Regions from separate parts of the Homo sapiens genome. Here regions 1, 2, 3, 5 and 6 are each linked to region 4. The links are chromatin loops, found by intact Hi-C in ENCODE. Cell type or tissue: heart left ventricle. All regions are shown on one strand. Links, peaks and the distances in the headings refer to the core of each region. The heading gives the core; the rest is flanking DNA. Region 1 has its middle 32 kb from the start of MRPL22. Region 2 has its middle 420 kb from the start of SGCD. Region 3 has its middle 470 kb from the start of KIF4B. Region 4 has its middle 600 kb from the start of SGCD. Region 5 has its middle 180 kb from the start of KIF4B. Region 6 has its middle 130 kb from the start of KIF4B.

Region 1 (5,107 bases), core at 707-4,706, 760 kb after region 4:
GCTCCTGTAGTCCCAGCTACTTGGGAGGCTGAGGCAGGAGAATCACTTGAACCCGGGAGACGGAGGTTGCAGTGAGCCGAGATCACGCCACTGCACTCCAGCCTGAGTAACAGAGCGAGACGAGAGAGAGAGAGAGAGAAAAGAAGGGAAAGAAAAGAAACTAGCCACATAGCAAAGTAATAAAGTCAGGTGAGGCTTAAGCATAAACTCCAAGAGACTTCTCGTTCTTTCTCTCCCACTTGAAATCACTGGGTGGAGGGTATAAGGGCTTCTCTTGCTTCTGTGACTTTACCAAGACTTCCTATTGTGTTCTCTACACCCTGCCTGTGCCAAGCTTTCTTCAGACTCTTAATATCTGTGATGAGCAGGGATGGGTCAGAAGACAGTTCTGCTCAGGTCACAACCTGCACATCCAAGGATGGCCTGTGCCACAATTTCATCATATTTCAACATTCTAATGTGGTCACATTTTCACCAGCATCCACTTAATGCCACTTAATCAGGTGCTTTCCCCTGGTTTTTCTCTCCACCTATAAAACTTAAGGTTTTATGTGAAAACTCAAGGTAATGATAGCTGCTAAAAACACATATTTCTCCTGAGTTAGCTGCATTCTTCCATTCCTGCTTCTGCTCACAGTACTCAAAGTGATATTTATTTTTAATTTTACTATTTTTTCTAATTACCTAGGTAATATATATTTCACTTAGAAAACATCAAAAATATAGAAAAACACACAAAGTAAAATTAAAGGTTGCCTGTAATCTTATCATTCAGATATATCTCTTAATACTCCTAAGATGTTCATCTTTTTCTTTATGGCTTCTGCCTTTGCTTTATAAAAAGCTTTCTCCATCCCAAGTCAGATAAATTTCACCCGTATGTGTTCATTTTTTATTAAACATCTCATATCTGCAACTTAAGTTCTTTTAAACTGGCCTTGATTTTAAAAGTTCAGAGTCTATTAACTTATGCTAAATCATGTGGCTGCTTTAGATGCCAGAGCATTGGATAGGGAATGGAAAATTGAACTGGGAAATGGGAGTAATTGATCTTCACCAATGGACCCAGCCTCTCTGTGGCTAAATTCCCCTGTGTGTAAAAATGCAGGAAATTACATTTGGACCCCAAATTTACTTTTTCCCTACTTTAAAATACATCATATACACAGAAGGCAGCACAGTGTCATGAACAATAATAAAACAAATGCCCACTAATCCACACATGGATTTTGACAGCATGTAACAATTTCCCTGATTTCTAATCCACTTAAAAAGTGGTGGCCCCTCTTTTTGTGCTCTGACAGTTAAGACAGTTTGCATAGCTCATCTCTCCTTGGAGGAACTTGTCTCTCTTTTGAATTAGCTTACTTGGTTGCCTCAGAAGCTATTCTTTCTTACGGGCTCAACAAAAGTAATGATTTTGTCATTTACCTGTCATTTTCATTGTTAGGGTGAGAGTGATGAGCTTTGCAGCTATATCCTAAGCAGAAGTGTAAGTATATTTCAATTCCACCTTTATCCTATATCAAATCTATATACTTGAGCCTGTCTGGGAGGCTACATAAGAATCATGCTGCTTTAATAATAAACCTTTCTTCCTAGCAATGTAAGTCACCCCTCAATCTTCCAAAATTTCTTCATCCCTTTATTAAGCTTCCCAGGTGACTTTAGAATTATATTCTCTAGTTAAAAAAATGCTTTTGACATTTTTATTAGAATTGAAGTGGTTGAATTCTTGAGTTATGCCATTCAAGAATGGGTATGCCCTATCATTTATTCCAGTCTTCTTTCAAATCCCTCAATAAAGTTTTACAGTTCTATTTCTATGGGTCCTGCCTACTTATGTAAGTTTGTTCCTAGATATTTTATATTTTAGTTTCTATTTTTAATACTTTTTAAAAATTATCTTTTCTTTTGAGTTGTTGATTTTGAAAGATAAGCTTTAGCTGGGCACAGTGGCATGTGCCTGTAGTCCTAGCTACTTGGGAAGCTGAGGTGAAGGGTTTGAGCCCCAGAGCTTGAGCCTGGGCAACAGAAACAGTGAGACCCCTGTCTCTTAAATAAGTGTGTGTGTGTGTGTGTGTGTGTGTGTGTGTGTGTGTGTGTGTGTGTGTGTATGGCATATTGATTTTGTAACCAACTGCCTTATTGAACTCTACTTACTTCAAATATTTTTTCTGTTTACTTTATTAGATTGCTAGATAGGCAATTATATGTAAATAATAATTTGCCTCCTCCTTTCCAAAGATTTTTCTCTTATTTCATTTGTTTTACTGTTTTGGCTAAACTTTCAGAAAATATTAAATGATCATGGATAGTCGGCATACTTGTCTTATACCTGAACTTAGCAGGAAACACCAGAGCTTCACTTTAAGTATGGTGATACCTGTGGCAAAAACAATAAATCAGCTTATTCAACAATTCCCTTCTCTTGCATTTGAGAAAGAAAAGAAAAGAGCAGCCCTTGACATTCAGAAGCTGGCCAGGCACTCACAGCTAGGCCATGCTGCCCTCTGTTGGACATAAACCATGTCACAGAATATCAAAGCCAGACAAAGTTACTCTGGGATCATGATTCAATGAAATAAGGCGAGTCCACACCATCATTTTGCTGAAGCTCAGAAAAAAATAAGTTCACTGTGCCCCTCACAAAATACCAAACATTCCTCTCTTGTGGCCAAAATGAGTAACTGTTAACTCTTTACCACTTACCCCTTTTTTTCACTCATTTACCCTCCTTGATAAAACTTGAGATAATCATATAATTGCACCTGCTTTCTAACAGCATCCAATTTAGAAAAAAATACCTGCTTTCTTAGCCCCTCCACAAATCACCCAACCAATGCCCAAATCCTATAATAGGTTCTAACACCTCTTATTGAGACACCCCATAGCTCCCCATGGTGTGTTTTCCCTCGCTGCAACAAGTAATAAACCCAACTTGTTCAACTAGAGTTGTATTTGTGGTGGTCTCTGACTGGAGGACATTGGCATGCTTTAGAAACCAGAAAACTAAAAAGTACATTTCTGTACTTACAACTAAGGTTCATTCATATAATATATGCCAGTCATTTATGCCCACACTGATTCAGAGATGGAAGAGAACAATGTGAGGAGGTGGTCACAGAGTAGGAGATTACAGATTCTATTATACCCAGACAGTACACAGGCATCTGGCCCTTTAGGAGCAGCTATGATGGAATCCTAGTCTTTCCACTAGAACAGCCCTATTGTAAGGAGGTATGGTTTTCTTCCTATGTCATCTGATTGCATTGTTCCTGGCTATGTAGCTTTAAAATCTAGTTCTTGGGCCACTTAGAAATTATTTGAGTGATCCAATACTCTTTTAATAATTTATTTTTGCTTACATTAGTCTTACAAGATGATGGAATGGGATGCTTGCTGCTTTAGCATGGTGTCTCCGACTGAGTTACCACTACAATAGGTGTCAGGATGCCAAAATGATTGTGAGAGCATCACTTCCAACTCCCAGATCTTACTCATCTTTCAGCCAATTCTAACCCACAACCCTACAGAGAAGAGGATTCTGAGAAATGTACTTCCAGGTTGGCTACGATACAGCACATTCCTACAAAGGATTCTTTTTTTTTTTTTTTTAACTACATAGGATTCTCAATCTTCTCTGTATGCCCTTTTCCCACATTGAATTTTTTCATTTGTATTTGATTGAATTCATAGGTCACGTCCACTTTAATGATCCTTTTTCCCCCAAAGAACCAAGAGTTAGGAGTGTTCAATTATCAAGTAGCTTGAATTATATTTAAACTTTTTTTAAAAAGGAACAAATTTCTAGTTTTAAGGCAGTATGATTTTAAAAAGTTATTTATATAGTTTCTATTTGAAAGAATCTATTAAGGTTCCTTTATGATAACCCTAGAATCAATTTCATAAATTTTTACAGCCATTTAAAAAGAATAGGTATTTTCTGTAGGGTACAAAGTTTGAAATATTTATCACACCTATTACTGTGTAACAAACTACCTCAAATCTCAATGGCTTAAACAATAAGCAGTTACTATTGTTCATGACTCTGTAAGTCAGTTTATAGTGGGTTTTCTCATCTCAACTGGGCTCATTCATGCTTCTATAGTCAGTTTTTCATGGGGTAGGCAGCTCTGTTGATGTGGGCTGGGCTCACTCACATGTTTAGGAGTTGGCTGGCTGGCTCTCAGTGGGTGATTCATTGCTCTCTTCCATGTGGTCTCTAGTCCTGCAGCAGGTTAGCTTAGGTTTGTTGACATGGCAGAAGCAAAGGTCCAGGAAAAAAAGAGGAAGCAAACAAGACCTCTGAGGCCTAGACTGAAAACTGGAAAACTCTCACTTCTGCTACTTTCTGTTGGCCAAAGAAGTCACAAAGCCAGCCCAGATTCAAAGACTCCACCTCTTAATAAGAGGAGATACAAAGTCACATTGCAAAGAGCATCAATATATGAAAAGAGTAAAGAACTGTGACCATTTAGATAAACAGTCAAATAGAAAAACCATTTAAATCAGTATTTCTTATATTGGGGTCCACTGTGGACACATGCAATTTACAAATGCTCTTCAGAAGACTTGTACATTTTCTCAAATTGACTGCATGTGTAAACAACCTTTTTAGGGTCATTTAACTTCTTCCTTAAATTGCACTTTGAAATTAATATTGCCATTCCTTCCTTTCCAAAGTAGAATTTGTATGAGCCTCCTTGGGCCATATGTGAAAATAATCATTCAAGTCCCTATTGGATATTTTTAAAAATTTTATTTTAGTGCACAAGTATAATTCATCTACCAATATTTCCTTGCTTTCATTCAAAGTATTTGTAATAGGCTGGTGCAGTGGCTCACACCTATAATCCCGGCACTTTGGGAGGCCGAGGTGGGAGGATCACTTGAGCCCAGGAGTTTGAGACCAGCCAGGGCAACATGGCAAAACCCCATCTCTACAAAAATACAAAAACTAGCCATGTGTGGTGGTGCACACCTATTCTCCCAGCTACTTGGGAGACTGAGGTGGGAGGATCACCTGAGCCTGGGAGGCTGAGGCTAAACTGAGCCATGATCGTGTCACTGCACTCCAGCCTGGGCAACAGATCAAGACCCTGTC
Region 2 (5,107 bases), core at 499-4,498, 180 kb before region 4:
CAATCAAATGTCTGCATGGGCTTTTGGAGATGAATTGAGTAAAATACAAGCATACACTAAGATTTGGCAGGTTCCATTCCAGACCACCACAATAAAGCAAATTTGCAACAAAGTGAGTAACAACCGTTTTGGTTTTTCAGTGCATTATAAAAGTTATGTTTGTCTGTTGTCTACTAAGGACATAATAGCATTCTGTCTTAATATATGTACATGTTAATTAAAAATACTTTACAGTTAGTAATTGCTAATGATCATCTGAGCCTTCGGTGACTTGCAATCTTTTTGCTGGCAGAGGGTCTTGCCTCAATGTCGATGGTTGGTGACTGATCAGAGTGGTAATTGCTCAGTGTTGGAGTGGCTGTGGCAGTTTCTTAAAATTAAACAACAATGAAGTTGGCAGCCTTGGTTGACTCTTTCTTTCACAAAAGATTTCTCTGTAGCATGCTATGCTGTTTGGTAGCATTTTACCAACAGTAGAACTTCTTTCAAAATTGAAGTCAATCCTCTCAAACCCTATCATTGCTTCATCATCAAAGTTTCTGTACCATTCTAAATCTTTTCTAGTTATTTCAAAAATGTTCATAGCATCCTCACCAGGAGTAGGCTCCATTTCAAGGAACCACTTTCCTTGCTTATCCATAAGAAGGAGCTGCTTATCTATTCAAGTTTTAGCATGAGACTGTAGTAATTCAGTCACATCTTCTGGCTACATTTTTCATTCTAGTTCTCTTACTATTTTTATGATATCTGCAGTTACTTCTTCCTCTGAAGTCTTAAACTCCTCAAAGTCATTCATGAGGGTTGGAATCAACTTCTTCCAAACTCTTACTAACATTGCTATTTTGACCACCTCCCATGAATCACAAATGTTCCAGAAGGTTTTTAATTTATTTTGCTCAGATCGATCAGAGAAGTCACCATCTATGGCAGCTATAGCCTTATGAAATGTTTTCCTAAATAATAAGACATGAAAGTCAAAGTAACTCCTTGATCCATGGGTGCATAATTAATGTTGTGTTAGCAGGTATGAAAGCAACACTCATCTCCTTGTACATCCCCATCAGGGATCTTAGGTAAGCAAGTGCGTTGTCAATGACCAGGAATTTTTTTTTTTAATAATCTCTTTTTTTCCTGAGCAGTAGGTCTCACAGTAGGCTTAAAATAGTTACTAAATCATGCTGTAAACAGATAAACTGTAAGCTAGGCTTTGCTGTTCCATTTCTAGAGCACAGGCAGAGTAGATTTTGCATCATTTTCAAGGGCCATAGGATTTTCAGTATGGCAAATGAGCACTGACTTCAACTTAAAATCACTAGCTGCATTAGCCTCCAAAAAGAGAATCAACCTGCCCTGTGAAGCTTTAAAACCAGGCATTTATTTCTTCTCTCTAGCTATGAAAGTACTATATTACATCTTCTTCCAAAAGATGGCTGTTTCATATGCATTGAAAATCTGTTGCTGCATGTAGCCACCTTCATCAATGATTTCAGCTAGATCTTCTGAATCATTTGCTGCAGCTTCTGCATCAGCATTTGCTGCAGCTTCTGCATCAACATTTGCTGCTTCACCTTGCACTTTTATGTCATGGAGATGGCTTCTTTCCTTGAACCTCATGAACCAACATCTGCTAGCTTGTAACTTTTCTTCTGCAGCTTCCTTACCTCTCTCGTCTTCAAAGAATTAAAGAGAGTTAGGGCCTTGCTTGGGATTAGGCTTTTGCTTAAGGGAATGTTGTGGCTGGTTTCATCTTCCATCTAGACCACTCAGACTTTCTCCCTATCAGCAATAGGTGGTTTTGCTTTCTTATCACTTGTGTGTTCATCAGAGTAGCACTTTATATTTTCTCCAAGAACTTTTCTTTTGCATTTACAACTTGGCTAACTGTTTGGCTCAAGAGACCTAGCTTTCAGCCTTTCTTGGCCTTCTACTTGCCTTCCTCATTGAGCTTCATTTCTAGCTTTTGATTTAAAATGTGAGACATGCAACTCTCTTTCATTTGAATACTTAGAGGACACTGTAGGGTTATTAATTGGCCTAGTGTGAGTATGATTGTGTCTCAGGGAATAGGGAAGCTCAAGAAGAGGAAATGAGAGGGGAAACGGCCTGCAGGTGGAGCAGTCAGAACACATACAACATTCATCAATTAAGTTCTCTATATTACACAGGCATGATTTATGGTACCCGAAAACACTTACATTAATAGCATTAAAGATCATTGATTACAGATCATTATATCAGATATAATAATAATGAAAAAGTTTGAAGGATAGTGACAATTACCAAAATGTGACTCACAGCCCATGCTGTTGGAAAAATGGAACTAACAGATTTGTTTGATGCAAGGTTGCTGAAAAGCTTCAATTTTTAATAAACACCATATCTGAGAAGCACAATGTATTAGTTCGTTTTCATGCTGCTGATAAAGACATTCCCAAAACTGAGAAGAAAAAGGGTTTCATTGGATTTACAGTTCCACGTGGCTGGGGAGGCCTCAGAATCATGGCAGGAGGTGAAAGGTACTTCTTACATGGTGGCAGCAAGAGAAAAATGAGGAAAAAGCAAAAGCAGAAACCCCTGATAAACCCATCAGATCTCGTGAGACTTATTAACTATCACGAGAATAATACAGGAAAGACTGGTCCCCATGATTCAGTTACCTCTCCCTGGGTCCCTCCCACAACATGTGGGAATCCTGGGAGATACAATTCAAGCTGAGACTTGGCTGGGGACACAGCCAAACCATATCACACAATAAAGCCAAATGCAATAAAATGAGGTATGCCAGTAATGCAATGGTCAGACTTCATTGGCACGTGAGAACTTAGCTGCATGCTTCACAGTGCCAGGCTCAGTCAGGGTAGGCATTCCCTTTCAGGTCATCAGGTTGGGCCTAAGAGTCCCTCTAAGACCATCCTCTTTCTAAGCCTCCTTAGTTATCTGATGGCCCTTATGATTGACAGCTTCACTCAATATACATCTCCAAAAAAAAAGTAACTAATAATTTCTAAGGTTATACCATGTGCTAGATAAAATAGTTTTACCCTACAAATCTGGCTCTCTCCCTATCATGACTTTTGCATCAGCTTTCTTTAATCCATTCAGTGTTTATGGCTGTTTATGGCATATTTGTAAAGTCCAAAGTTAGCTAAACTGGAACTATACTTTCCAGAATTCTCAGGTCTGCAGCATTGGCTACGAGAGACATCTTGCCTGGGACTTGGTAGCACCCATTTCTTCTGCAGATCATCCCTAACATTTAAGTTGGAGGGCAACAACCCTTCAAGAAAGACAGGGAAGATACTGTTATGTTCACAGTGTCTGCAGCATATGAGTGCCAGACACACAGCAGGCTCTTTGTTGAATGGCTATGATCCATTCAGTTTATAGAAGAAGAAACGGAGACTCACAGAAGGAGATTGTCATGCTCAAGGTTGTCCACCTATTACATGGCAGTTTCCTAACTTGTGAGTAAATGTTCTTTGCACTACAAGATTAAACATGGCATGATAGCAAATTAAAAGGAAGGATAGTGTTCAACAAACAAATGATGCATATTGAGTCAAAAGATAAGATGGTACTTTATGTTATTTCTTTGAGATTACAGTTGTATTTTTTAAAAAACCTATAGTTACAAGTCACACATCAAAAAGTGAGGCCAGTGTCAACAGGCATATATCTGTCTGTCTATCTCTCCCTCAGCAGATCATAAGCACAATATTTTACACGAAAAGAATTGTCTAGAAAATCCCTCTACCTACATACTATATAAGCATTTAGGGCGTAATTATTCTTTTAAAAATATTCCATTATATATTTTAAAATAAAACATACGAACAAATTAAAAATGATAGACAAAGTACAATTGCTTTAGGTTACTTTAACCATTAGAAGGAAGTTATTGTGGTGATGGTTGTACAACACTATGAATGTACTAAATATCACTGGATCATATATGTTTAAATGGCTAATTTTATGTTCAGTGTATTTTGCCACAATTTTTACAAATGAGGTTGAAGCTCTGCAAAGAAGCCTATTACGCATTGCAGTGGTAAGTTCTATCAAGAATGGGCAAGGCCATGAGGGAGTGACTTACAATATGGTTGCCAGGGAAACTTGCTCCTGTTTGGAAGAAGATACCCAACAGCTACAGCAATATATCAGCATGTTTTTGGAAACCTTCTCCTCTTGTGATTTAAGTCAAGTCATGGGAAACAACAAAATTCACTCTTCCCAAAGGCATATGAAGATGCCTATTTTCACACTTCCTCACAGATGTGCACAGTGACACATGAGCACACACACGCAGCAGAGTGAGCACTTCACTGGGAATACTCCGGACCTCTCCTCTCTGATAGTTGGTGAGTACAGGCTAGCAGAAGTCAGCTGTAAAAGACCTTCTGACACGCAGCCAAAGCTCTAAAGCCCTGCTGAGGAGTTTGTCCTCCCCAAAGCCTGTGATTCTAGGAGAACACGCACAGTAAGTTGAAAGTTGTTTTCTCTTTAACCCAGGAAGAAACTAGGTATTTAACTGAAGCTGAATTAAGTTAGAGAAAACAAATACATTGTGCCCAGGATTTACCTTTCTCTACCACCCCTTTGTGAACTTTGTACATCGTAGGTGTTTTAAGAATATTTATTAAATTACATTTTATTCCACCAACACTGATAATTAGAAATTAGTTCATTTAACTGGCTAATCAAAGAAGAGGTGTATTTTTAATGTATATGTGTGTTGTCCATGCCAGTCAGAGTCCCTTCCACAATCATTGTCCCCCATGTGGGAAGCTGCTTCACTCAGAGGCTCCTGCTCAGTAAAGAAGAACTTACGTTTCTACTGGAATAATGGGTGGGCATGGGCTGAACCAATGGAGTTTACCTGACTCAAGATCAACAACAGACAGGTAGGCTAGATAGAGATCTATGAAGAGACCTTGTTGAAAACAAAACAAAATAAACAGCAGCAACAACAACAAAAAAATCTCTGCCCCATGAGAGCAGCTATAATTAGCTAGTCCAGAAAGATTCTCCCCTTTGGAATTTGTACAAGAATACATGGAAGAAATAACCCAGTTGTCAATAAAGGAAAAAGGAGAAACTGAAGAAATTA
Region 3 (5,107 bases), core at 592-4,591, 250 kb after region 4:
TTTACCTGAATTCTCAAAAGACCACAAGAAGTGAGATTTAGAAAATGGGAAACATTCCATAAAAGTATTACTAAAATAATCTAAAATTATGTTTCACTAGTGTAAAGGGAAATCCACTAAGACTCGCCTAGAGGCTAACATTTCTCCATTGTTACTAAAATTTTCTAGGAATAACTTTTAATAATTTAGGTTCCCTGTGAGTGGCCTTATCATGGGATAAGGGAAGGGAAGGCATTGAACACTGAGAAGAGAGGTGAATGGATGCAAAGACAAGCACAATAAACAGGTGCTGATAATGAGAAGCAATTGAAGAAAAATAACAGTAGGAAAATAACAATAATAATAGAAGTTATAAATTAAATCGAATAGACAAAGCTTACCAATCTTTAGTTACCCACCATGGGCTAGTTATGACATCAAGTGTTTTCCTTGTAAACCTCACATGAACACCTTTATTCCTTCTATTTGGAATATGAGAAAACTGGGTCTGAGGGAGGAGCTTGCCCTTGGTCACACAGCTAGCAAGTGGCATAGGTGAAATAAAATATCTATCCTGTCTGATTCTAAAGCCTTGCTTAGAATCACCTGACAGAAAGAGATGCTGCTTAATATTAGCTAGAAAGATAAAGAGGGTAGAAAATAGTTGTACAACCTATGTGCAAGAGAAGGAGAGGAGAGTTGAAAACTTGACGAAGAAGGATTAAGGGAGAAGAGGAGAGGGGAAGAGTAGGGGAAAGAGGGAGAGAACAAAATGGGGTTTCCTTGGAGGGCCCTAGGAAGTCACCCAGGGATGATGGGGACTACATTGTTTTTCAAGCTAGATTTTCCTGTCTGTGTCCCTCAGCTACCAAACTGATTCAAAGCTCTCTTCTTACCTTATACACTTCTGAACTTTATACCACAGATAACTCAGAATCTTTGCTAATGAACCAAAACCGGAGAAGAATCCAAGCTGTGAGATTCATGCTCCAGATATCCAAAGGCAGATTGATATTGAGTAGTTGCTAATTAAACTTAACTTAGGAGATATATCTCCAGAACCCAGCCCAAAGTTTGTAGAACCATGACCATATAGGGCTATAATTTCACTGTGACCTATTCTGTCAATTCTACCTAAAATAAATAGGGCACTAAGCCACTGTATCCTGCCCTTGAATTCTGAGCATCCCATCGGGAACATAACAGAGAAGCTGCGCTTATAGGATCAAGCAACATAAAATCTGTGCAACCAAGACTTTCTGTAGCGTAGTAGCCAGATCAATTGTGTGTTTCTTTGTTTTGTTTGCAAGCAGTAAAACTGGCTCTGGCTAACTGAAGCAACGCAGCTTTAGTGGTAGGACATAGGATCATTTGAAAACTTAAAAAACCTCTAAAGAGCCAATCTTAGGGGAAAAAAAGAAGCAGAGATCCAAGCAGCAGGAACTAATCAACAATTAAGGTGACAACACTACAAAGAATCAGCTCCAATCATCTTTTCATCCTGGCATCACTGAACTCTATAATATTTGGAGTCCTCAAAATGGGAAATGAGTTGGCCTTATTTGGTTCTCTTACTGATCTCTTGGCTAGGGCAACTTGATTGACAGCTCCATCAAGAATATGAACAATGGGGAAGAGACAGTTATACAAAGGAAAATCGGGGACGGAGTTCTCAAAAGCGGGGGTGAGGTGAGAAACCAATGTTTTAAGTAAAGGGAAAAAAATCCACTCCAGTATCCCAGGGCTTTGATTTCTCTTAGGGATCTGGATTCTCTCATTCACTCATGTGCATATATGTTCTTTCTTTCTCTCTTTCTCTCTGTCTCTCTGTCTCTCTGTCTCTCTCTCTCTCTCTCTCTAAGACAGGGAGAGAGGAGAAGTGATAAAGAAAGGAACATGCAGAAAGAGGGATGACTTTCAAAAATATCCAAGGCAACTATTCTGGATGAAAATAATGTATACATATGTAACTAACCTGCACATTGTGTACATGTACCCTAAAACTTAAAGTATAACAATAATAAAATAAAAAAAAGAAAAAGAAAATAATGAGCTTGTGACACTTTTTTTTTTAGGTTTTTCAGCCTTTTTTTGGCAGAGCAGTTTTAGGTACACAGCAAAATTAATAAGAAGGGGCAGATATTTCCCATATAACATCTGCCCTAGCACAAGCATAGCCTCCCCCATTATCTACATCCACCACCAGAATGGTACATTTGTGAGCCATTATTATACTGACACATCAATATCATTCAAAGTCCATAGTTTACATTAGGGTTCACTCTGTGTTGTGCATTCTATGAGTTTGGACAACTATACAATGACATGTAGCCATCACTACAGTGTCATACAGAATATTGTCACTATTTTTAAAATCTTCTATTCTCTCCCTACTTAACCCTTGCAATCACTGACCTTTTTACTCTCTGCATAGTTTTGCCTTTTAAAGAAAGTCATATAGCTGCAATCATACAGTATGTAATATTTTCAGGTTGGCTTATTTCATTTAGTAAGACCCTTTAAAGTTTCCTTCTTATCTTTTCATGGCTTGATAGCTCATTTCTTTTTAGCCCGGAGTAATACTCTATTGTCTGGATATACCACAGTTAATTTATCCATTCACCTACTGAAGGACATTTTAGCTGCTTCTGGGTTTTGGTAATTATGAATAAAGCTGCTAAAAGTATCTATGTGTAAGACATAAGTTTTGTGTGGACATAAGCTTTCAACTCTTGGGTAAATATAGAGGAGGTCAATTGGCAGATTGTATAAGAGTATGTTTAGTTTCATAAGAGACTGACAAAATGTCTTCCAATGTGGCTGTAACACTTTTCTATCAGCAATATATAAGAGATCCTGTTGCTCCATAGCCTTGCCAGCATTTGGTGTTGTCAGTGTCCCACATATTGGCCATTCTAATAAGTGTGTAGCAGTATCTTGTTGTTTTAATTTGCATTTTCCTGCTAACATATGATGTAAAGCATCTTTTCATATGTTATTTGTTATTTGTATATATTTTTGGGTGAAGAGTCTGTGATGGTCTTTGGCCCATTCAGACAATTTTAAAAGACTTTTTGAAATGGTATAATAATAGCAGAAATGTTTATTTTTGACACCTTAAAATAGCTGTTTTAAGAAAATTAATTTTGATGAAAATGAAGCCCTTTAGTCTGCTGATACCTTGACATGCAAATCTGGGAGAAGTTACAGTGTGGAGTTCGTAATAGAACAGTTTGAAGAGCTGTGGGATGAGAATGTGGAACTAGAAATCAGAAAGTATATTCTGTTAGCAGAAAACCCTGGACTGCTCAGGACATGTACACCAAGACTGCCCTTTTGGGAAAGCCATTTATGGTCTGTGTTCCAAAACAAAGCTGAAAGAGGTGATAACAAAGCAAAACAAGATAGAAAAATGAAATAGTAGAACACATAGAGATCCAGAGGAGTCTATACAGAAGGCATGGGAAACAGGATTAACAGAATAACTGCCTTGACAGCTAGTGGCCCTTCAAGTCCAGTTCATGTCCCTCTTGAAGAGTGGTGAAATTTCTAGGCCTTGGGGAAAAGATATACCCATGGATAAATCCTTCTATAATTAAACCAGATGGATCGGTTTCTGGTTTACTGCTATTAAAACAATTCCAGTATAAGACAAATACCCTTAGTTAATTTTGCACCAAAAGTTCATGTCCTGGCCAGGAATCTCAGGAGGCTGGATGCCAGTCAAGATGGGTCATTTGACACAAAGGAAGGAGAGGTCTGCAAGGGAATCCTGCTATGGAAACTTTAGCATCAGTAACTGCGGGGATGAAGATATGAGCATTTGCCAACTTGGGAAAATAATAATTATAAACAGAGATCTGAAACTTGCAGTTCTGGCAGGCATTCCATTGCTAGCCCCACAGCCTGTGTTGGGTGAATCATGAGACTCCTATCAGCCTCCCTCAGATTGTGAGCAACCAAGTGTGATGAGGATACTTGTCACTACTTTTCACAGCTCATGAGTGGTGAGCGATTACTGTGATTAACAAGGACACTGGGTCCATTCACATGATGAACTTGCAGCTTTTGCCAGTGAGGAATTATGGTGATTAGCTATTCAGAGTGATTAAAAGTTCACTGGCTAAGGCAAAACCTCAGCTGATGGGAAAACAGTGATGGAGGGGGGCATGCCCACTGCATGGGGAGTGGATGCTGATACAGAGCCACTAATATGAGAAGCAGAGGACGAATATCAATTGTCATTAATTTTGTTGCATCCACAATGACCCATAATAAACTGACCTTCCCTGACAGAGAGAAAAGGGGAGAAAAAGCAATTATTAACAGAAGAATATTTTTTGTTTGGGGGGGGGAGGGATTAAAATCCTGTTTATCCTGAGAAAATAGGATTAACTTTAAAACATCTCCATTAACTCTATTTTGGCCAGATTCAAGGATAGTTGGGTCTAATAAATGCAGATATATAAAATGGCATTGAAAAGACTTGGCATAATGGTTAGTAACCTAGGCTCTGGGATCAGATACATCAAGGTTAATTATCTTCTACTTAACAGCTGTGACCTTGTGACGTTCACTCAGTCTGAAAAACATCAGTAAATCTAAACACCGAATTGCTGAAGGATTCAATGAGAAAAATGCTTAGAAATGTGCCTAGCATACCACCCTCAAGAAATATTATTAGTAACCACAAAAACAATCTAGAAATCATTTTGTCATTCATTGCAAATCCAAGGGATTCATATACTTTTATGTGCCCATTGAAGTCTGTGTCACTTAGGCATACTTACCAAATTTACAGTTGATATCATACTGTGAAAAATATTCAACTGAAATGGATAACAAAATTGAGATCTCAAATGTACTCAACTATCTGAGATAATAATTCAACTGTAACATAGTGAAAATTGAATTCTGTAACTTATTCCACATCAGTCATCATACTCAGCACTGGGCATATAGAGATGATTAAGAAGGGGGCTATGCTATCAAAATGCTCAAGGTCCAGTTGGAGAGTGTCTTAGTCCATCTGTGTTGATATAAAGGAATACCTGGGGCTGGGTAATCTATAAAGAAAATAGGTTTATTTGACTCACAGTTCTGCAGGCTGTATAAGAAACATTGCACC
Region 4 (5,107 bases), core at 595-4,594:
TTCATGACTCCCCAGAGAAACAAACATGAACCAAGGGCTGGCTACTTAAGGATCTGGACTATGTCAACGTCCTTAGAATGGCAGCATGGTTTACGAAAATTAACTACAAAAATAATGTGTCTTCAGGGCACCTCTCTTTCCCCACCCTTTCCCTCCTCCCCATCTGACTTCCCCACCCATTCCCACTCCTTTCCCTTTTTGTTCTCTTTTCTCACACTCTTCTTCAGATTTATTTTCCCTTCCATCCCTTTCTCTCTGCCACTCTTGCCTCCTCTTATTCTTTGCCCTGTCTACCCTGTAACTTTCTTGTCTTCTCTCTGCCCTCCCTCTCTCTTTCTATCTCTGTGTGTCTCTGCCTCTCTCTCCATCTCTTTCTGCCCCTCTGTCCCTCCCTCTCGTGCCCCTCTGTCTTTCTCCTTTTTCTTCTTACTCTGACTCTGTACTACTGTCTGACTGTCTTTCTGTAATGCATAATATCTCCCTGCCCATTCTCCTCTTGGCCCCCAGCTCCTGGCTCCCTTTCAAACGTCAAGGCTCCAGCATGTTTGTGGAGAGGCATGCGCCCCATGCTAAATCACCCAGTGTGTGCTACACATCTGGGAAATCACTCTACTTAGATATCCTTGATGATCTGCTGCCAGAGGCCCTGGGTGAGGAGGGCGCTCCTTAGGAGGGAAACTAAATTGGGGCTGGAAGGATGCAGGAAAATTCCAGAGTATTAAGGCAGCAAGGCTAAACAGCTGTGGTCTCCAGAACTTCCTCTGGAGGGAAAGCCACTGGGGCAAGCGTCAACAGCAGAGGGTTCTTTTGTGTTTTGGAGTGTCCATCACTTTGTTTCCAATATACAAACATCTCACTCCACAGTAGGTCGGCAGCGATGTGGCAGCGCCAAGTGTGTGCTGGGAAAGCATTAGCTTCCCCAAATCTCCATCACTCTTGCCAAAGCCAACCAACCTCCTAAAAATACAAAATCTAAGTAAAAACGGAGTGCCTACTATGTATGTAGGTTCCAGACAGCTCTCCCTTTCCCCCAATTTCCCCTCGCCACACACACACACACACACACACACACACAGCTGCTCTACCTTCCAACTGGACATCCATCTCTAAATACCTCCTTTATAGACATTCCAGAGCTTCTCCCATGAATGCGGATAATTGTCCCCAACCTACAAATGAGTAAGCCGAGGAATGAAGAAGTTACTCATGAAGAAGTTACTGGGCAATTTTGGAAGATGCTGCTTTGGAGGGGCCACAGCTTTAAGGGATTAGAATATTTTGCACTTGGCACACCTGAAGTCACCGAAGAAAGGTGAGTTCAGGTGAAACTTTTTCAAAGCTCAACCGCGCCCTCTCCTAATTTGTCTCCCTGGAGGGTGCAGAGTTTTCTAATTTCTTCCATCCAGCTCTTAAACTCGACTTGTCTCCACGCTCACTCGCACACAACACGTGTATGCCCATACCTGCCCTTGTGTATGAATCTCAAGATAAAAACGCCTGGTGTTTAGGCAACTCCCCCTCCCTTCAGTGGAGTACAGAGGAGCGAAACTATGAGTTTTGGCTCGCCGCCCAGCCGGAGGAGCTGGGATACTGCCGCCAGGGATCGTGGGGAAGGCCATGGCTCAAGTCCGAGGACCAGCCAACTCCGTGCTGCCCAGCTGAATGGCCTCTCAGTTGCCTGCAAGTTGAAACCTCAATCGGGCACACAATGAGGCCGCTGTTTTCCGACAGGAGGCATTTGGATGCCTCACACACTCACCCCAAATAGGGCCTGAGAGCAGGGAGCGCATTTCCTTATCCATGTTCAGATGCACCCCTAGAAGCAGCAGAGGCAGCCCGGGGCTCGGGGAGGGAGCCGTTCCCCTCCCCCGCGCCTAGCCACAGGATGCCCGCGCAGGCCACCTGTTGGACTCTGTCTGGACACCCTGTATTGTGCGCCCCTAAAACCCGCACCGCACCGCGGATCAAGACAATCGGGCATTCCGGAGGCTGGATCCGTCAGCAAAAGATAAATTTCACTAGCACCTCCTACTCGGGCTACCTTTCCTGGTGCCCCCACCCATGTCTCTCTGTCTCTTTCTCTGTCTCTTTCTCTCTCACACACACACTTCTTTAATATACCAACAGTCTTTTTTCTTTAGTGAAGCGCGCTTAGGCTGCCCTAAGGGCTAGGTCTGCCCACGATCTCTTAGCGCGCCCAGGCGGCTGCGGATCTCTAAGCGCTTATGCTGGGAGCTAGCTTAACGCGCGGGCGGCTGAAAAGCCCCAAATGGCACGTTGGTGAGGAAGTCAGCGATCTGCTCTAGGGAGCCCCTTTTCTCCTTAGGAAGCGGAAGGGGACTCCCTCCTTGGCTTAGAGATGGAGGGAACTGGGGAAACCCCCGCGGCAATCGAGTTGGAGGAAACAGTGTTGCATTCCTCTGCCAATGCCAGATTAAGCGCAAGGAGACCCAACTTTCTCCCGTCTCTTTGCCGTCCATGCAAGCCGCTAGCTGGGGGTAAAGGGGGCCTCCATTAGCGGCCTACTCACCCCTGGGTATAAACGCTATCCCGCAGGGCCACCAAGCCGACTGGTGCGCGCGGAGTCCGCGAAACGCCTTGGTGTCTCGCTCCTCTCCTGGGCCACGCGGCGAAGGCTACGCACTCCAAGCCGGGCAGCTGAGGGCAGTCGATCCCATGGGTGGCGAGTTGGCAGAGGGCGCGCCGCCCGGGTGGGGGCGCATCGCTCCCAGGTCTGGCGCAGGCTGCGGCGGGGAGAGGGGCTCACAGGGAAGTTGGCGGCTCTGGGGGCGGACTTCGGACTTCGCGCTCGCTCCGGCTCGAGCGTCCGGGTGCGCCCTCCGGGATAGACAAGGGACTTGCCAACGGAATAGGGGCCGGCGCCGGCCAAGCGGCTGCGGAAAGCCTCCGCCGGCCGCCGCCTAGAAGAAGCGAAGCAGCATCGCGCTGCTTAGAGCCCCCAGTAGCGGCTGGAGCAGACAGCGCGCAAGAGAGCGGGGCTGTTTCTCCAGGCTGTGGGTGTCCCTTGCTCACAGCCCAGCTCGCTTCAATCCGCCGTGCCCCTCCTCCTGTTCTAGTCCTCCTCCCCGCCGGTGCTTCGCCGGCTCGCCAGGCTCGCCTGGGACCAGAGGCTGAGCGGAAGGCGGCCGCAGCTCCCGCAGCATGGAGGGCGATCTCGCCGGCTCCGACTCCGGCTCCAGCTGGGGCTTGGGTTCGGGCTCCGGCAGCGGCAGCAGCGGCAGCAGCGGCCGCCACCTCCCGCGCGCCCACGTGCCGGAGTCCCGGTGTGCGCGCTCCGGCTGGCGGGGCTGGAGGGAGGGAGCGAGGGCGAGCCGCGGGTGGGGGCGGCGGGGAGAGGCTGCACAGTCGCGCGTTAGAGGGGAAGCCGCCGAGAGGCTCCCGAAGGCGCGGGGCTCCTCGTCTGCAGCTCCAGGAAGACTGGTGTGCAAGGCTCCCCCAGCTCCCCGCTCCCTTTGCAGAGCGGAGGGAGCCCCAGCGAAACGCGGGCGGGGTGGGGGGAGCTCCACTCCGCAAGATCAGTCGGCCGCGGCGGCCAGAGGCGACTACGTGTCTCCGCCAAGGGGACAGGTTTCTAGTATCCTTGAGCCCCCTCTCCACTCCCGGGAGAAGAAAGGGGTTAAGAAACACCGGGAGAAGGAGTGTGCGGATTCCCAGCGAGAGCTTGTTCCGGCTTGCCCCGCCTTCCTCTCAGAGAAAGCACTTTTCCCGTTAACCAACAGACTCCCAAGGGTTTCTCCTTCCAGGGAGAAGGGAGGTGTCTTGCAAGATGGGCCTGGCAACCTCCAATCAATTGACAAATAATTTGTGAGCACCCACTCTGAGCGACGCCGGGCAGCGTCCGGAGCACAGGGCCCTCCGTAGTTGGGTGTAATGTTGTATTCTTTGCTCTGCGTGCCCTTAGGCAGGCTCTCCCTGGGCCTCATTGCCCTAGCCGTAAAATGAGGTTCTTTTATGATATGAGTAAGAAAAACAAAAACACGAGAATTTTTAAAAAGACAATTTAAAAGATGGGTAATAGCTCAATACTAACAAGAAGGATAATTAAAATAAGAAAATTTCACAGTAGTAGAAAATGAGAACTTTAAAGAGACAAAGTTAGCAAAACACACATAATACTGGACACCATGTGCGATTACTTAGACATCATTGTCTCCAATCTTCTCATCTTAGTGGGGAAATTGAGCCTCAGGGAAGACACGTGGCTTGCCCGCTGTCACACACATCCAGTTTGGTCAGCCCCCAGTCTGGTCTCCTCCTGCCAGTCCTGGGCTTTTTCTGCCACAGGCCAGTACACAAATTATGCTCAGCATTACTGAGACGAGTCATCAGCAAAAGCGGGGAAAGGGAGAAAGAGAGAGAGAGAGAAAGAAAGAGAGAGAGAGATTGAGATTCATTTCCTCTGGAGTTTCCAAAAAAGGCTTCATGAAAGAAGTGGGATTTAAGCTAAAACCTAAAGAGTAGGCAGGATTCGAATAGCTGGAAAAGTGAGAGGAGGATGTGAGAGGTCAAAATGAAGGATGAAGAAAGACGCATTGGAACAGCAGCAAACAAGCTTGGTAGGGGCAGAGAACTTCCCTAGGCAATGGGTGGGCGGGGGTCACTGAAGTGTTTTAAGCAGTAAAATAATGGAAGCTTCATTTTAGCTCGAGCAGTATATCCCTGTACAGGATTGCTTAAGAGGGGAAGAGATGGGGGTAGAGGGAGAAAGAAAAGGAACTGCAGGCAGAGAAAACCATTAGGAAGTCAAGGCAGCTATCTGGGTGCAAGTGAAGCCCTGATGTAATGTGGTAACAGGTAGAAGGTAAAATAAATAAAACTCTTATTGCTTCTGTTTTTAAAAGCCTACTTTATAGGAAGGAGTCTGCTGTTAATTGCAGGGGACATTGTAGAGAAAGGCACCGATGTTTAAGACACGATGGGAAACTGGGGGCCAACCCTCAGATAAAACGGTGGAGCTTTTCACAATAACTGGTCTGAAACAGATCTGGTCCCTTGGTTTTAACATTCAGCACCTGGAAGCTGGACAGCAACCGCCCTTGGTGAAGAATGGCGTAAGTTAGGATTTCTATCAATCAACCAAAAGCAA
Region 5 (5,107 bases), core at 719-4,718, 530 kb after region 4:
ATAATCATACAGATCTCAAAACATCATAATATACAGAATTAAAAAATAATAAATCAAAAAAAGTGTGTGTGTGTGTGTATGTGTATACACACACACACAATACAGCATTTAAACTAACTGGGTCCTAGAAAACAAGATCTGAACTTACTATTGGCTCAGGGGAAAGTCATTATAGGCTTTTGTAGCAATAATAATACCACCAGCTCTGCCTCAGAACTAATAGGAGACTCACTGCTTTCCCCTGCTAACCCATGCCCCCACTCTCTAGCTCTGCTTGCTGTAGGTTTTTTCTTCTTGGGCCAAAGAGCTGTCCTCCTGACACTTCAGAAATACAAGCTTGATTTGCTGTAAGCAAACTTGAAGTTCCATAAATCAGTATTTTTAGCAGGCAGATTCTATGTACCAATATTTATTTATAACATGATTATATCCACACTGAACTTCCTTCATAAAACTATTATGTCTGCTGGCCTTTAACACCATCTCATACAAAGCAGCAGTGGGCCATTACTTCTTGAAAACAAAAAGTTCTGTTTTGGCGGTGGAATTTTGTTGATTCTTAGCATTTAGGTTGAATCTTAGAATTTTGAGAACAAATAATTTGAAGCTTTGGAACTGTGCTGTTCAATACAGTGGCTACTAGCCACATGTGGCTATTTAAATTAAAATTAGATGAAATTAAAAATTCCATTCCTCAGTCACAATTGCCATATTTCAGGTCCTAAATCGCCACATGTGGGTAGTGGTTACTGTATTAGCACAGCATAGAACATTTCCATTTCAAAAGTTCTATTAGACAGAGCTGCTCTAGAAGCTTAAGTTGGAAGGGATCTTTCTTGTCTCTCAATTCCACATGCTGTGAAACCTAGGACTTCCCATAGAAAATCTCTGACAGAGATTCTAAAAACAAAATTTGAAGAAAGGAAAGTAAAGGTGTCTGAAAACTTCCTGAGAGTTTGTCATAGCAATTAAGACCCCAGGTTTGGAAGTTCAAGCTTCATTCAAAATCTAGTTTTCCACAAACTGGCTATGTAATATTGGCATGTCGCAGCATTTGTAAGCCTTGCTTTCCTCACTGTCTGTGGCCTATCCACAGCCTCTCCCCACTTCCTTCTTTCCTAGTAACAGAATCCCAGTGTATTTCAGTGGTTAACAGAGACCCATTGATTTCAAGAAGGTGGATCCCACCACAGACATAGGAGATGCAGTTCTGTATGAGATATTAAGGGAACTAGGCTCAGGAGGAATTCTCTTCCCACATAAAAAGACAAAGCCTGTGAGGAGCAGAACTTTGGTGCTTCCTCATCCTTCTTGCTTGCTCTGTGGACATAATGCCTAGAGCTGTAGCAGCCATCTTGCAGCCATGAGTTGTCAAGCATTAGGATTAAGGCCAATATTCTAAGGGTCAAAGAACAGAAGGTTGAGAGAACTTGGGCTCTGGATGACATCATTAAACAGCCACATACTTCTGCACTGTTTCATGTGGGAAAAATACGTACCTATGTTGAAGCTTCCATAAGTTTTGTTTAGTTACTTACATCAAAAGCTTTATAAATTGATATTTCATCTTGGATCAACAGTATTCAGCTTGGCTGCTTTAACTAAAAACCTCAAATAATGGAAGTTTTAAAAGATAGAAATTTGTTTCTATCCCAGGTAAAAGAGATATGAGGTACACAGTCCAGGGAAGGTCCAGCTTCACATGAATATCAGGGCCTCTTGCTGCTTCTCTCTTTCTGCTCCATCATACAAGCACTTGGTTTCCATCTTCAAAGTTACCTCATAGTCCAAGATGGCTACAGGAATTCCAGCCATCACAAAGACATTCCAGGCAGCAGGAAGGAGGAAAAGGAAAGGACAAATGGGTACTTCTCCCAGATGAGTTAGCATCACTTAAACAGCCAGTCTTAGAAGTTACACACAACACTCCCACCTAACAGCTCCTGCACCAGAATATAGTCCCACAGTATGCCTTGTTGCCAAGCAGCCTGGAAATATAGTCTTTTCGCTGGGAGCTATTGCCACCCCAATACAATCAGCATTCTTCTACTGAGGAATAAGGAGAGAACAATTCTCAGGTGGCAACTGACAGGCTGTTGTAAAACAAAGTGAGTTGATGCCAGAAAAATATCTGGCACGGTGCATGATATATATAAACTCTAAAAAAGAGTTGGGAGTGGGGATAGGAAGGGAGTAAAATATTTTATCTTCACCTTTGAGTTGTTTTGTAATGAGTTGGTCTTTGTTCCATTAATACAGCATTCTCCAAATTTTAGCATTTGCATACCATCTTTGTGTTTTTTCTATATTCATATACCACCTATATATTATTCCCTTTAAATCAACTTGACATTTAAGCTTAAATTTAAGTATATAATTCCCATAAATAGAAAACCAATATTCCTCTAATAATAACATAAAAATTATAGCTATTAAAAATTTCACTTTGGATATTACCTAAAACCACCTCACATGCCACATTTTTGGAAAACATTTCTCCATTAAATACTTCGGAATAAATGACTTTTGTGATTGATTGCCTCAGGTTTGCTTTGGTCATTAATCAATCTCCACTGCTACTTATTTGCTTCATCTAACAGCATAAGATGGAGATTATTCCTTAAATATCTTTAGTAATTAGAAAAACTGACATCTTCTTTGGGTTCAACCAACCTTTAATGAGAATTGATGACAAGAAGAATACGCTTATGGGACTTAAAAGAAAGCTGACACATTCAGCAGCTTCTTAATTTTCTTTTTTAGGATCCAGACAGAGCCCTATTGAGAAGTAATTTTTAAACACATTGTCAACTTCAAGTACGTCTTCAATATCTTTTCTTTTCAGTCTCTAATCTGTATTTAACTTTCCAGGCCAAACTCCTTGACGTGACATTCAAAGTGCTCTATGCTATCTCCCTACATTCCTCCACACACTTGACACTCGTCCCCAGTGTCCCTGGCATGTACAAGCCCCCACACTGTTCCTCAGCTGCTGTTGGCATCACTGTTTCCTCATACGTAAAATGGCAATTTTACCTCCTGCCTCATTTAACTGCTAAGCCTATCATGAGGATAAAATAAGACCATGCTGTGAAAGCTCTTGGAAAAGTGAAAAGTGCTCTGTGTAAGATGGCATCATCTCAGTCAACTGCCCTCATGCTGAAGTGGCTCTGAGCATGGGCTCTGCAGCCAGAGCACCTGGCTCACTACCATTTTCGTGCTGTGTGACCTTGGGGAAGTCACTGTATGTCTTCGCATCTCAGTTTCCTCTCCTGTAAAATGAGACTAGCACCTACCAATGTGGTATTATGAAGATTCAATGGGTTAATCCACAGGAAGCACTTAGAACAGTGCCTGGCACATAATGAGCTCTCAGAACGTGTTAGCTATTATCCTTATTATTATTATCTCCAAAGGACAGCAGTGAAAAGAGTGGGCTCCAGAGTCATGCAAATTTGGTTTCAAATCCCAGCCCCATGACTCACTACTGGGATGTAAATAGGTCACAAATTCACTCACATTGCTCTCCCAGGTGCCAAGGAAATGGTGTTTCTCTATTTATCTCCCTAACAGACCTGCTCTTTGACAGAAGCACTCACTTCCTGGGCAACGGGAAATGGGCAAACAAACAAACAATAAAACCTAGATGGAGTCCACTTCAGCAAACCTGAACTGACACAGTAATTTTAAATTCCTTAGGTAAGACTCACTCACTTTAAATATAAATGTTCGGTCATAGATTTCCACCCGCTTCCCTGCTCCTCTCCAAGACCAGAAATGTGGGAGGTGGACTTATGTAACCTGGCAGTGTTGTAACCAGGGCTGAGACTAGGATGCAGCAAGTGAGGTGTGTAAGATGCAGAATTTGGGAAGAACTCGCACAATCCTGAGAGTGAGCCCCTCTTTAAATCTGGTGACCTTAGTGCTCACTTGCTTCACTCTAGTGCGAGCCCTGGGGCAGGAAAACCCCTAATCTCCTGCTCCTCATTGGTTATGAGCCAATTGGTTGGGGACCTCATGGCTGTTACTGGTTCTCTTCCTGGTGTTATGCTGTTGCTGAAATTAGTGCCTAACACACCCCAAAGTCTGGTTGCGATGATAGCCTGGATAGGTTCTCCAGCTGATTTGGTCTTGCCATAGCCCTTGCTAAAGCTGCTGAGTCTTGGTCTCAGAAACAGTCACCCACATTATCTGTAAGGCAGTGCTGGTGTTCCTCAGACCAACTCCTCCAGGATCCACTCTCTGGAGCACACAGGCACTTCCCTCCATGCCACAAGTACACTGAAGGCAATTTAGAAAAGCTAAACCTTGACCTTCTCTCTGCCTAATCATGTGGGATGGCCAGGGGTCCTTTGATAAACTGTCCCCACTCCAGTTTGGAGCAGGGCAGCCTAGAGGTAAATTCTGCCCAGAGCCCTAAATGTTCCTTGAATCCAAACCAACTTGACATTGTCACTCCTTTAATTAATTCCATCATCCCCATTTGCTGCAGCCCAATATCCACAGTAGGGAGATCAGGACCCACAGTCCCACCGCTGACTCTCCTCTTCTTCCCACAAACACCCTGGCCTGAAGGATCAGGCTTCTGCTTTCTCATCAGATTTTGTATATCCTCCTCCAACTTGGGGCAGCAAGCCTTGTAGCCTAGCCAACACATGGAAGAGGTTTCTTCTCTACACTATGGAAGAAACTATGATCTAAATCATGCAGGTTTTCTTCTAGATATACTAAAAATACTATAAAATAAATAGATTTCCTATCCTCTTCTCTTTCTCTCTTCTTACATTCTTCCTTCTAAAGCCTGGCTTCAATTTTACTGTGAAGCCTAAATCTTATTTTAAATGTCAGAAGCTGATTACCTGTTTTAAATTTTTGCATGTCTGCTATCATTTTCCTAAAACTGAAGTAGATGAATGACTTGGGGCTAATTTGGGGATTCAGTAAAGCATACACAAGTGCAAAAAAAGAAAGCATATGCTATATTTTTTCAAAATATTACTCCTGTTGCATTTATCACTGATATGGTTTGGCTCTGTATCCCCAGCCAAATCTCATCTCAAATTCTAATCCCCACATGTCAAGGGAGGGACCTGTAATCCCCACATGT
Region 6 (5,107 bases), core at 599-4,598, 590 kb after region 4:
TTATTTTATTTTTATTTATTTACTTATTTTTTATTTTTTGAGACAGAGTCTCGCTCTGTCGTCCTGGCTGGAGTGCAGTGGCACGATCTCAGCTCACTGCAACCTCTGCCTCCCGGGTTCAAGCAATTCTCCTGCCTCAGCCTCCTCAGCTGGGATTACAGGTGCGCACCATCATGCCCCGCTAATTTTTTGTACTTTTACTGGAGACAGGGTTTCACCATGTTGGCAGACTGGTGTTGAACTCCTGACCTCAAGTGATCCTCCTGCCTCTGCCTCCCAAAGTGGTAGGATTACAGGCTGGAGCCACCGCACCCAGGGCCAATTTATGTCCTTTTAAAGTAAACTCTTCTGTGTTTTCTAATTTTCTGTTTGGAAGCTTGTAGAACTCTCCATTCATCACTGAAATGTAAAAATCCTTATCAGGCTTTGTCTTGGAATATAAATTTTACATTTGCCTGAAAAACTTGAAAAACACTTTCCATCCAAGTGGCTTTGTTTTGTTTTGTTTTAATTTTGGAACGTTTTCTTCTATTATTCCTTCAAACATTGCATATAATCTATTTGCTTTATGTCTTTCTTCAAGAATTCTTATAATTTGCAGGTTGCACTTGCAATCTCTGACTTCTATATCTCTTCTCTCTTTTCATCCTTATTACCGTTCTCTGTGTTCTGGAGAAGTTTCAAAAATTTATCCCCGGTTCCTGATTAAATTTTCTGCAGTGTAGACTCTGCCTTCCTGCTTCCAATCAACAATCCGTGTTGTGATTTTTGTTTCATTCTACTTTCTTTTCATCTCAAACATTTTAAGAAATGATATCCTCTCTTTTTATCTTATTCCACATAAATTATCTCCTAAATTTTACATCTGTTCATTGGGAGGTTTATTTAAAAAGAGGAATATATATACTCTTGCTTTCTTAAATTCTGTGCTCACAGAGAACATGGAAATCTTAGGGCGATTAAAGCAGTTAAGCTAAAGATTTTAAACTCTAAAGCTACCAGGTCAAGCAGAGAACACAAAGCCAAACAAGCAGAGAGACACTTGTCCTGACCACAGGGGACACCCATTGTGCACCTCCAGTCAGAAACCTGGATGTTTCCATGGTAAGTCTAGACGCTCACATATTAATCACTAATTTGAAAATTGTGTAAAATGCTATGCAGGCCATGCTGCACACCTGTGTGGACTAGATTTAGCCTGGAGGCTGCTTGCTTATAACCTCTGAGTTCACAAAGCCTGCCAAACTGGGTTTTTCTTAAGCGGACTCATACAGGCTGTCCCTTCAAAGACAAACATCTCCACCTAGTAGTTGTTCTAAGAAGGGGCTTCGAGCATCAAATGTGAGTAGTGGGAGTCAGATCGTGAAATATTTGCGGTCCCTCCCAACCTTAGGTCTAAGTTTCCCTGACCCTCTCACTTCATCCATCCTGACCACTTACTAAAGTCCTCCTCATCCCCACACCACAGGTGGGCCTCAGGGCCACCTCATGAAGTCATCCACGATTAGTTAATCCTCCTTCATGTTTTTCCTTCCACAAAGAACTTCTCTACCACTTTTCCTTTAACTCTCTTGATTGCGTTACACTCTGGGTGTTATCACATCAACCTGTAATCAATATAACATTTATCAAGGACATATTTTACACTCCTTTTTAATGCCAGTCCTTCAAAATTATCTCCTCCAGGATTTTCTCTATGCTTTTCCTGGCCAGATCTGGAATTGGCTTTTGATAATTTTTTTTTTTTTTTTTGAGATGGAGTCCCACTCTGTCACCCAGGCTGGAGTACAGTGGCACAATCTCAGCTCACTGCAACCTCCGCCTCCCGGGTTTCGAGCAATTCTCCTGCCTCAGCCTCCCCAGTAGCTGCGATTACAGGTGCACACCACCACACCCACCTAACTTTTGTATTTTCAGTAGAGACAGGGCTTCGCCATGTTGGACAGGCTGGTCTCAAACTCCTGACCTCAGGTGATCTGCCCGCCTCAGCCTCCCAAAGTGCTGGGATTACAGGCATGAGCCACCACACCCAGCCTGATAAATATCTATTAAAGTGAAAAAAATGAGTGCTATTTTTATACAATAAGAATTAGCTCTACAGTTACCCATTTTTCATATTAAAAGGATCCAGTTTCCCATCACGTCTGCATGTGAGCCCCAGATGCTCAACTCCAGCCAGTGAGTGACCTCAGCTATCCCAGCCGAGGACAGTTAGGGCATTCCCTGGCTACCAACTGTCTCTGGCACCACCTGCTGGTCACTCATGTATTCACCAGACACAACGAAGACCGAGATTAAGGTTTCTAAAAGTGGACCAGAATCTATTTGCCTTGAAAAACAGAAATATACTTAAGGCTCAGAATGGACACGACAGGAGGATCTCCTCCCTGCTCACCCTTCCTCTGCTTCGTGCGGGGAGTAGGGCTTAAAACTTCTTTTATTTTAATGTAGCCACGGTGTTGTGCATAGTAGAACCACCGCAACCACGACGTCATCTTCACCCTCTAGTGAGAGTTCACTGTGTGGCCTGCATTTCATTACCTCCCGATAATCCCAAAACGGAAGAAGTGGTACTGGGACAGCAGAGACCTGTGTCAATTCCTTACCACGGCCCAGCCACGTGGCCTTGGCAGAGACTTCTCCCTTCAGTGTCTCTAGTGAGCGTTCGCTTACTAAACTCCTCTCCAGCTCTAAAATCTCATGAAGCTATAAATCTTATGTCATGCCTTCCAGGCCACCATCCAGACTCATGCTGGCCAACAATCACACAGGCCACAGTAGGGCTATTGAGCTCCTGAAGTGTGCCCAGGCCTATCTGAGATGTGCTTAAATGTGAAATGCACACTAAATTTTAAGACTTCGTATGAGAAAAAATATAAAATATCATTAATTTTTATATTGATTATGTATAGATATGATCATATTTAATATACTGGTTTAAATTAAATGCTATCAAAAATACTTTCACCTTTCTTTTTTATTATGGCACTAAATGTTAAATTGCATACAGGCCTCCTGTTTTCAGCAGATAGCACTGATCTAAACAAAGTACCCAGTCGTCTTATATATTAACAGAAGGAAGAATATGAAAAATATCTCTATCTTAGGATCTTTTTATTTATTTATTTTGTCCTTTTTGTATGAGTCTCTATGGTAAATAAAAATGCCTAGGTCTCCCACTCCCAGGATGGTCATTTATGCCTGTCAGCATCTTTGAACCTTGAAGATGGTCTCCCTGGAGCTAAAGTCAGCCTGGCCTGGAAAGCTCATGAAACCCCTAGAAAACATCCTAAAGAGGTGAGAGCTATGCTAGAAGGAGCTCTGATCCAGAAACATAAATATGTGGGGTCAGGTGCAATTTAAAAACTGTAAATGACTTATATGCTTATGAAAATGTTCTCTCATGCTGGTAATCAAAGAAATGGAAATTAAAACGAGATCTCCTTTTTAGCTTATCATGGCATAGACTTTTTAAATTAGAGTTGGCCATGGAATATGGAAATCAGTGCATTTATTCCCTACCTGGGGGAGCTAAAATTCATACAGCCTTTCAGGGGGCAATTTAGAAATGTAGAAAAACAGCTTTACAACTATGCACACCTTCTGAGCCAACAATTCCACCTCTAGGGATTTTGTCAAAGGCAATCACCATTGCTATGCTCAATAACTTACTGTAGGGATGTTCACTACCTCAAAAGTTATAACAAAAATAACACCAAACCAGGGAATTTTTTAAATTACAGCATATTGAGAAAATAGAATAATATGTTGCCATTAAAACTTGTGTAACAGAATGTGTAATGATAAATTAAATTAAATTCCTCCTCCCCTGCCCCCCATCATACTCCTCAATTCAGCCTAAATGATCATTTTAAAGTGAAGCAGATCAGGATCCTCCCTTGTTTAAAACCCGTCACTGCCTTCACTTGGTATGAGGATAAAGACCGCCCCTGCCCACCCCAACCTTTATATGGCCCTAAGGCTCTAGGTCCTGCCTTTTCTCCAGCTTTGCCTCTTGCCAGCCTCCTCTCCCTTGCTGTGCTCCCACCTGGCACGGGGACCTTCTTTCAGCCCCACAGCCCTGGAAAGTTCTTGCTGGCTCTGGGATTTCACTCATAGCCCGCAAATTGGATGCTGCCTGCACCTCAGCCCCGACTTCCTGGCAAAAGCCTCCTCAGTCCAGAGGACTCAGTTTTAAGTGTCTCTTCTCCCAGAAAGCCCTTCCCTAACTCTTGAGTCTAAATCAGATCTCCTTGTCCCCTGCCTCCTATCATCTTTTTTCCTCCATGTTACTATCACAGTCCCTGACTCTGCATTTACTACTGTGATTATTTGTTGAATGCCACTGTCCCCACCTGACTATGGGACTCAGCTCACACCTGGCATGTAGAAGATGCTCCATAAAGGCATGTCAAGTAAATGAATGCTATTCTAATAAGTCAAAGGCAAGGCATAAAATGACAGGTGTAACAGGATTCCAATATCCAAACAAATGTGTACGTGTACGTAGTTGTAATATTTCTGGGCACAGAATAAAAAGACCAGAAGAAAATCCAAGCTGTTAATAGCAACTATCTCTGTTGTCATGGTTTTACTTTTCTTCTTTTATCCAGATTTTCTATAGTGAGCATATCTAACTTTCAAAACCAAGATAAAATTTATTTTAAAAATATTAAGAAAAACTAGAGATCATGTCCTTTGCAGGAACATAGATGGAGCTGGAGGCCATTATTCTCAGCAAACTAACGCAGGAACAGAAAACCAAATACCACATGTTCTCACTTCTAAGTGAGAGCTAAATGATGAGCATGTATAAACACATAGAGGGGAACAACACACACTGGGGCCTGTCAGAGGGTGGAGGGTGGAAGGAGGTTGAGGATCAGGAAAAATCACTAATGGGTACTAGGTTTAATACCTAGGTGATGAAATAATCTGTACAACAAACCTTCATGACACAAGTTTACCTGTATAACAAACCTGCACGTGTTCCCCTGAACTTAAAAGTTAAAAAAAAAAAAAAAAAAAAAAAACTAGCCCTGGGTTCAAGTTCAGTTCTTAACAAAAATATGGTCTTGAGAAACCAAAGCTCTTCATAGGCTCATCG

Evidence for each region. A loop is a pair of places that touch in the nucleus more often than their neighbours do. Peaks named below come from ENCODE experiments on the same cell type or tissue, not always from the same donor. Only the 100,000 strongest peaks of a DNase experiment are listed, where the experiment ranks them.
Region 1: it touches region 4 in a loop (13-fold over the local background); 8 of 110 quality-filtered maps call a loop at or near these places.
Region 2: a loop joins it to region 4, with 2.4 times the contacts of the local background. A loop is called at or near these places in 2 of 110 quality-filtered maps.
Region 3: a loop joins it to region 4, with 4 times the contacts of the local background. A loop is called at or near these places in 8 of 110 quality-filtered maps.
Region 5: a loop joins it to region 4, with 6 times the contacts of the local background. A loop is called at or near these places in 6 of 110 quality-filtered maps.
Region 6: it touches region 4 in a loop (7-fold over the local background); 16 of 110 quality-filtered maps call a loop at or near these places.

What each region holds. Positions count from the first base shown.
Region 1 is chr5:154,970,081-154,975,187 of GRCh38, reverse strand. No RefSeq gene overlaps it. Among named protein-coding and RNA genes, the nearest start is that of MRPL22, 32 kb to the right of the region's middle. In heart left ventricle, for the core only: CTCF peaks have their summits at 2,315 and 2,523 (motif pointing left); no DNase peak of the experiment used is centred there.
Region 2 is chr5:155,903,238-155,908,344 of GRCh38, reverse strand. It overlaps a transcript of SGCD not described here. Among named protein-coding and RNA genes, the nearest start is that of SGCD, 420 kb to the left of the region's middle. In heart left ventricle, for the core only: a CTCF peak has its summit at 2,097 (motif pointing right); no DNase peak of the experiment used is centred there.
Region 3 is chr5:155,479,755-155,484,861 of GRCh38, reverse strand. No RefSeq gene overlaps it. Among named protein-coding and RNA genes, the nearest start is that of KIF4B, 470 kb to the right of the region's middle. In heart left ventricle, for the core only: no CTCF peak of the experiment used is centred there; no DNase peak of the experiment used is centred there; H3K27ac peaks cover 2,200 bases.
Region 4 is chr5:155,726,414-155,731,520 of GRCh38, reverse strand. It overlaps a transcript of SGCD not described here. Among named protein-coding and RNA genes, the nearest start is that of SGCD, 600 kb to the left of the region's middle. In heart left ventricle, for the core only: CTCF peaks have their summits at 2,504 and 2,710 (motif pointing right); DNase peaks (open chromatin) are centred at 1,580, 2,720, 3,230, 3,370 and 1 weaker place; H3K4me3 peaks cover 2,888 bases; H3K27ac peaks cover 2,639 bases; H3K27me3 peaks cover 3,088 bases.
Region 5 is chr5:155,191,767-155,196,873 of GRCh38, reverse strand. No RefSeq gene overlaps it. Among named protein-coding and RNA genes, the nearest start is that of KIF4B, 180 kb to the right of the region's middle. In heart left ventricle, for the core only: no CTCF peak of the experiment used is centred there; a DNase peak (open chromatin) is centred at 2,953; H3K27ac peaks cover 2,880 bases.
Region 6 is chr5:155,136,944-155,142,050 of GRCh38, reverse strand. No RefSeq gene overlaps it. Among named protein-coding and RNA genes, the nearest start is that of KIF4B, 130 kb to the right of the region's middle. RefSeq lists a silencer at 1,758-1,915. In heart left ventricle, for the core only: a CTCF peak has its summit at 2,247 (motif pointing left); a DNase peak (open chromatin) is centred at 2,210; H3K27ac peaks cover 512 bases.